Regions from separate parts of the Homo sapiens genome. Here all the other regions are linked to region 2. A link is a loop called in an ENCODE intact Hi-C map of the cell type or tissue named here. Cell type or tissue: mammary epithelial cell. All regions are shown on one strand.

What was found. A loop is a pair of places that touch in the nucleus more often than their neighbours do. Peaks named below come from ENCODE experiments on the same cell type or tissue, not always from the same donor. Only the 100,000 strongest peaks of a DNase experiment are listed, where the experiment ranks them.
Region 1: it touches region 2 in a loop (5-fold over the local background); 5 of 110 quality-filtered maps call a loop at or near these places.
Region 3: a loop joins it to region 2, with 5 times the contacts of the local background. A loop is called at or near these places in 4 of 110 quality-filtered maps.

Annotation. Positions count from the first base shown.
Region 1 is chr3:159,928,436-159,930,935 of GRCh38, forward strand. The region is part of intron 9 of IL12A-AS1 (IL12A antisense RNA 1); the gene reads right to left. Among named protein-coding and RNA genes, the nearest start is that of IL12A, 59 kb to the right of the region's middle. RefSeq lists an enhancer at 1,250-1,399. In mammary epithelial cell, a CTCF peak has its summit at 1,104 (motif pointing right); a DNase peak (open chromatin) is centred at 486; H3K27ac peaks cover 1,745 bases.
Region 2 is chr3:159,827,507-159,830,006 of GRCh38, forward strand. The region is part of intron 4 of IQCJ-SCHIP1 (IQCJ-SCHIP1 readthrough); the gene reads left to right. All of the region lies in intron 2 of SCHIP1 (schwannomin interacting protein 1), which reads left to right. LOC101928351 (a long non-coding RNA gene) reads right to left here and starts at 319. Exons shown (of 4, transcript XR_007096144.1): 1 at 1-319. In mammary epithelial cell, a CTCF peak has its summit at 1,134 (motif pointing right); a DNase peak (open chromatin) is centred at 2,265; H3K27ac peaks cover 1,190 bases.
Region 3 is chr3:159,615,338-159,617,837 of GRCh38, forward strand. The region is part of intron 4 of IQCJ-SCHIP1 (IQCJ-SCHIP1 readthrough); the gene reads left to right. All of the region lies in intron 1 of SCHIP1 (schwannomin interacting protein 1), which reads left to right. Among named protein-coding and RNA genes, the nearest start is that of IQCJ-SCHIP1-AS1, 150 kb to the right of the region's middle. In mammary epithelial cell, a CTCF peak has its summit at 1,086 (motif pointing right); no DNase peak of the experiment used is centred here.

The DNA of each region.
Region 1 (2,500 bases), 100 kb after region 2:
CATCACTCATCCCATATTTATTAAGCATACAATATGTGCCAGGCATTGTGCTCAGTGCCAGAGATCAAGTGGTAAATATGGCAAATATGGTCCCCTGCTTTACAGAATTGATGGTCCAATGGGGACACAGGCAATCACAACAAAGACTAATGATTATAGGGCTAGGAAACCTAGCTTAGTCTGGGGGGCCAGGAAAGACTTTCTGGAGGAAATCTGAGATTTAAAACATGAATGGAGTTTAAACAAGCAGAATGAAGAAGAGGAAGGAGAACTGGGCGAAAGAGGATTTGAGTCAGAGAGAGGAACACATGCAGAGGTCTTGGTTTGTGAAGAAATCCTCAGCTTTTAATTAGGGAATGCTGTGAAGAATGTGAGTGATAGGATGGCTATGGAATGTGGAGAAAGGAGGCTGGCAGGACAAGGATGGGCAAGGTCACCAAGGGCTTGTAAACCAAGTTAGAAGTTGTACTTATGAGGACAGCAGAAGCCAGTGTTGGGTTTTATGTAAGCAAAAGTGTGTCTGACTCAGCATTCCATGGTCATGATTCGAGTATAAAAATGAACTGGCCCAGCCAGGCGAAGTGGCTCACGCCTGTAATCCCAGCGCTTTGGAAGACCGAGGCAGGCAGATCACCTGAGCTCAGGAGTTTGAGACCACCCTGGGCAACACTAAAACACAAAAGAGTTAGCCAGGTGTGGTGGCACGTACCTGTAGTCCCAGCTACTAGGGATGCTGAAGCACGAGAATCACTTGAGCCCTGGGGCTGGAGGTTGTAGTGAGCCAAGATTGCACCACTGCACTCCAGCTTGGGCTACGGTGAGACTGATTCAAAAAAAAAAAAAAAAAAAAATGAGCTGGCCCTTGGGCTTGCCGTCACCTCCTCAGATAGGCCTCCGCTGAGCACTCTAGCTTGCCTGGGGAGGAGGGACAGAGCTTTGATGTGAATGGAAGCTGGAAATTGTGATTGTCCCAGGCGTGACTGGTAAGTTATGGGATCCAACTGGGCTATGTTTTAAAGACTTCAACATGGCTCCGTCGATCACATGTCTTGCAAAAAACCAAGCCTTCCATTTCATAGCCAACCAACAGAAGCTCCATCTGGCCCACTTGCTATAGTGAACACCAGAGGGAACCAAAGCCAGACCTTTGAGGAAGAAGTGTGAGGAGGGAGGTGGATGTTTCCCATAAAAGAGTAAACATGAACTTTCACTTTCTCTTGGACTCCAGGGAGGTATCAACAGCAACACTAAAACATTGAAACAGCATTACTTCCGCAAACAACTCACCCTGACAGAGTCTCATTCCTCAAAAAGAATGGTTTTAAAAGAATGGTGTGAACTCCACAAGGTTCAGCAGTAATAGTGAGGGAAACACAATAGGGGAAGGCCTGTGAGCTCATCCTGTGTGGGGAGGGGCCGGCAGGAAGTCCAGGCCCTGCCCTCAGTGACAGCAGGACTCCAACACTCATTCTGGAAGCCAAAATAAAGAAGGGGCGCTGACATGGGGTTGGTTGGGAGAAAGCTGCTTACCTCACAAAGAGGGAAACTAAAACTACCACAAATGTGAACTATGGCTCTGTGAGTGGAGCCAAGGGGAGCGGGATTTCCTCTTGCTGTTCAGGAACAAGGGTTTCATGAGGCAGGTCTCTGGGCCAGACAGAGCCCTCTGTTTCTGCCTGCACATGGCTTCATCCTCAGAGGGTCTTCAGGAAGAAATGAGGCTCGAGTGTTCAAAAGTTCCCATTAGTCTTTACCTTTGAAAGGCCATTTTGAAAAGACTGATGAAAACTTGACACGTGTAAATATTAACCATGTATTGAATTATACACACAGGAATGATGAGCACATCTCATCATCAAGAAACAAGCAGTTATTTTACAAACCACGTACACAATAAAAATCCTTCCATGGAAGCATGTCTCCCCATCTCTGAATACCACAACTCAAGTGTCTAGGTTTGAGGTTTACTCAGGCACTGGACTTTGAGAAGACAGCATTTATTTTTATTTTTGTTTATTTTCTAAAGACAGGGTCTCACTGTTGCTCAGGCTGGAGTGCAGTGGCACAATAATAGTTCAATGCAGCATCAGATTCCTGGGCTCAAGCAATCCTCCTACCTCAGCCTCCTGAGTAGCTGGGACTAGAGGCACACACCACCACACCTGGCTAATTTTTAAAAGTTTTTTGTAGAGTCAGGGTCTTGCTATGTTTTCCAGGCTGCCCTTGAACTCCCGGGCTCAAGTGATCCTCCTGCTGCAGCTTCTCAAAGTGTTAGGATTACAGGGGTGAGCCACTGTGCCCAGTCAGGAGAATAGTATTGATTGATGCATATGAGACTAGCATGCACTAGCATGGACCAGCCTTGACTAAGTCTGGCTCCTGAAAATGAGTTCATAAACCGAGAGTCTCTTTTGGTAATCAATGAAAATGATAAATGGGCTGAGAAATTGACCATTAACTAGGAAAGCTACAGTAATTGGATTCTTTTTTCATCTGGAGA
Region 2 (2,500 bases):
TACGTTATCCTACAAAATAATTTTTTTGAAAATAGAAGCCTGTAATCCCAGCACTTTGGGAGGCCGAGGCGGGTGGATCATGAGGTCAGGAGATCGAGACCATCCTGGCTAACAAAGTGAAACCCCGTCTCTACTAAAAATACAAAAAATTAGCCGGGCACGGTGGCGGGCGCCTGTAGTCCCAGCTACTCGGGAGGCTGAGGCAGGAGAATGGCGTGAACCCGGGAAGCGGAGCTTGCAGTGAGCCGAGATTGCGCCACTGCAGTCCGCAGTCCGGCTTGGGCGACAGAGCGAGACTCCGTCTCAAAAAAAAAAAAAAAGAAAATAGAAACGCTGGAAATATTTTTTTAAATAGTAACTCTGATTTTCATAGTAAATTCAATTTTCATAATGAACTCATGATCTAGTGTGTTTAGTTTTTGAAATGTCCATGATCAATGTAAAAAGAAAAAACAAACTCATCACCTTTACTCTCATTAAATTTCTATAAGGAAGACCTTCAATTGAAATCTAATTTTTTTTTGTTGACTCACCCAATGCTATATATAATATATTATTGTTATATTGTATTGCTGATGTGGAAAACTCATGATATAAAATGAAATTGATATAAAAAGACAGCCATCTGACAGCCTGAAAGTGGGCGGCAGGGGCAGTTTATAACTCAATTCATATTGTAGATTAGGAAATAGAGGCTGACAGCTATGAAGCAGTAGCCCAAGGAAACACACCTAATAAGAAGTGCAGTCAAGTCCAGAACCAGGTCTTTGATTTGATCCAAAATTTTATCAACTCTAGAACCATCAAAGATGGCCTAGATTGCAACTTTGGATGAATTAGCATTAGTGTAACCTTTATATATATATATACATATATATATACATATATACGTATATATATACGTATATATACGTATATATATACGTATATATACGTATATATATACGTATATATATGTATATATACACACACATACACATACATACCAATGTAGCTGAAGATTTATGTATTTATATTACAGTTATTAAAGGTATTATTGAAATGTTAATGAGAAAATGTATCGTACTTTTGACATTTTTTTTTCATAATACTATCCCAAACAGATTAAAAAACACAATAGTCCACTAGAGGGCACCTTTCTTCAACATCACGGTCTGTTCTCTTCCCCAGTACTCTATTAACCTGGTTTTAATCAGCCACTATCGCCTCGGAGCATTGAAAAGCTTTTTTATTGTCAGAGATTCCATGTACTGCTTTAGCAAAATGCATTTGTATTGGTAGGCAAGGCTATCTGTGCTGCTAAGATACCTGGAATGATAAAGGGGAAGCATGACCCTTATTCCCCTACACACATACACGCATGCACACAAACTTTGTGTTAGTTTGAGCTTAGCCCTTCTTGACATGACAACCCAACTTATTTTTATTTGGAAAGTCTTGCCTTAGCCCTGGCAAATTTATACTACTTTTCACTTTTTCTGCCACTGCGTTCTCTGACTCCAAATGCTGGAAAACAGAGAGTAAAAGAGATGGTCTTTAAATGTTGACATAAATTGGGGACGAAACGATGTAGACTTCACCCAGATTTACCTATCCGTCAGTTGCTGTTTTTCTACAGCATGTGAATTTCAGTTACTGTTGGGCATAAAATACTATGGGAAAAATAATAGGATTGTGTCCAATAAACAAGTACTCTGGCAGATTCTATTGAAATATAAAACCATCTCATTATTCTAGAGGCAAAGGGAGGCTGCCTGCTATAGCATTGCCTAATGTATTACATTTCAAACTGTGTCTGTAGAAACCCAGGGTTGCTGGAGATATTTTTAGAGATTAATTTGTACCTATTATATGAGCGGCTAAACATCTCATCCCCAAGCCCCCCAAAAAAAATCAAACTGGAAATTAAAGAGTTGTGAAATGTGAAAATAATTCAGAATACAACTACAAATGAGATAGTCTATGGGACTTTGGAGAAAAGTCCTGTAAAGCTGTGGTAAGAAGAATATAACGTTTCAGCCCAAACTGTAATGATTTAATTCCCTCATAATCTGTGCAAAGTATTTCTCTCAACCCAATTTTTCGACGTCAGCATATTTAATTTATCCTGCCAGGTGAAGTAGTCTTTCACAGTCCTCAAAATCAACGAACTTATAAATATGTGTCATTGACCATGAAGGTGGTAGCTCTGTACTGGCCTTTCTAAAAAATTCATGCCTGTGCATGCCCAAGCAATAAAATTACGCAAGTTGCCCAGAGGCCCAGCTTGGTTCAGTGCCAGGTTAGGATCAGGCACATCTGTTTGGCACAGTCTCTCATCAAGCCTAACAGTCGGTTGTGCAATGACAAGCAAACACCCAATATATCAAATGAGAAGGTACTGTTATAGATTAATGACCTATTGTAAGTTTGGGTACTCTGTCTTATCTTGTTTATAATCAGAAATATGAGTAATTGCTATATATTGTTAGTAAACCAATTTTGAATAAGTTTCTTGCTA
Region 3 (2,500 bases), 210 kb before region 2:
AAGAGAGTGGAGAGTGCTAATATCAGATTTGTGTTTATGAATTATCACTCTGGTTGTAACTTGAACAGTAGAGGAAAAGACAGCCAGGTGGCTGATTAGGAGACTGTTTCGTTAGAGTGAAAGACGTTGAGCGTATACTAAGTCAATTGAGAGAGCTACAGTTGGCCTACCTGGCACCTTTATGGGATTTAGAAAAAGGCACCTCCCTCCTCACCTTGGACTGAGAAGTCCCATTGGCTTGAAGATGACCCTTACCTGCCTCAGCCAGGCTCCTTTGTGTGAGTACAAACTGCTTAGCACATGCAGCATGTCATGACCTTGGCAGATGGTGTGGGGGTGAAGAGGAATAAGGTTCACCTGACAGAACTGAATAGAATGTGGGAGATGCAGAAACGATGAGTCTAGAATGACTCCCAGATTTCTAATTTGGGTGAATGACAGTACTATTTACAAAGAAAGAAAATTTGATTACAAAAATTGATTTGAAAGAACAGAGAACTATGTCAAAATGAATGCTTTCAATGTACATGTGCTGGAAAAATCAAAACATATTTGTCTATCCAGAGAGGTCGCTTGATGATCAGCAGTGCCTAATTTTACTAGGATGTAGCTTTCTCTGTGCCCTGTACAGTTGCCCTGTGGCTCCAGAGAGTCTATCTGAGGCCTGCACCCCATCCCCTACTCCTTCAAACCTAGAGTTGCTTCTCTTTTCCCAGTCTCAGTGATGGGAATGTGGGGGACAAGTCCTCTCAGAGAGCCAAGTGCACATTCTGCTTTCCTGAGAGCTGACCTGGAATACTATGAGTAGAGTTTGGGGCTTACAAGCTCTGGGGCAAGATAGCATTTTTGTTTTGTTTTGTTTTTTGTTCCCCTGCCTCAGCCTCCTGAGTAGTTGGGATTACAGGCATGTGCCACCATGCCCAACTAATTTTTTTTGTATTTTTAGTAGAGACGGGGCTTCACCACGTTGGCCAGGCTGGTCTTGAACTCCTGACCTCAAGTGATCCGCCTGCCTCGGCCTCCCAAAATGCTGGGATTACTGGCATGAGCCACCACGCCTGGCCACAAGATGGCATTCTGAGGCTTTCCCTTGCATCCAACTGGGAAAGAGGAGAGGACCTATTCCTCTTCTGACAGAGCATAACCATATCAGAAATTACCAAGGAAATGATCAACCATATGAGGGCTGGGGACATGGACGATTTCTTTCAGGACCTCCAGGACTAGACACAGTGCCACGTAGAAGAGGAATCATTTATTATTGGTTGATAGAAGACTCCTGTCAATGTGATATCTTCCTTCAGATAGTATATCAGAAAGCCTAGGCTAGGCCATGCTGTGGTCACAAATAACCCCAAAACCTTAATAAATTAGAGCAACACAGGCTTGTTTCTCATGCATGGAACATGTCCCTTGCAAGTTGGTTGAGGCTCTCCCTTACCTCATCATTGTCCTCACTCCTGGATTCAGGCTAATGGAACAGCCACCATCTGGAACAGCCGCCATCTAGATCTGCATTGTCCAATATGGTGGTCCCTAGCCACATGTAGCCATTTACATTTTAATTAAAATTCAATAAAATTAAAAATTTAATTTTTCAGTTATCCTAGCCATATTGCAAGCGCTCAATGCCACATGTAGCCAATGGGTACTCTACTGGAAAATATAGATGGGGAATATTTCCACCATTACAGAAAGTTCTACTCAACATGCTGAGTTAGAGCATTGATGCTTTTGGGTTCTTGTACCAGCAATTAAATGTCATGTGGTCCCATCCAACCACTAGGGTCTAAAAAATACAATTCTTTCCTGTGCTCTGAAAACAGAGAGCTAGAGATATCTGGTAAGCAACATTAACAACTACCTGTTGAGGTAGAGAGAAAGAGACCCCAGAGTATGGTGCTTTGGCATGTTGAGTGTTTTGAATTTAAAGACCTCAGAAATAAGCCTTAGAACCAAGGTCTCTTTCTGATCTTTCCCTGCCTCCCTGTCTCTCCGATCCCCTTTCTTTCTGCAAGCAACCAGAAGGAGCTTTTTCTGAAGTTTCCTTATCTGATTAAGCAAAGTTTTCCCAGGAGAAATGCAATTGTCTTAAAACTCCCTCCCTAACAATCTCATTAAATAACCAGGAAAGATTGACCACCAGACAAAGGAAGAAACTTACAGTCTTCATCACACTCAGATAGACTTTTCATCTCTTCTTTTGTGGGCAGTTCTGAGAGACTACCTGGGAGATTTTATCTGCATAATAAAACAATCTTTGTTCACAGTCAAGTTCCAGCCCTGACCTTCCCACCATCTTCCCCAGAGCTCAGAGCTTTGTCCCAGATGATTATTCTTTAGGCTCACTCATTTCTCCTGAAAACCATTTACTACCCCCCCTAGGAAGAGGGTATATAAGCTTCAACCACCAGGCCTTTGAGTCTCATATTTTATACAGCTCCCGTGCTTATGAACAATAAATTTTCTATGCATTTTCTTCCCATTGATCTGTCTACTT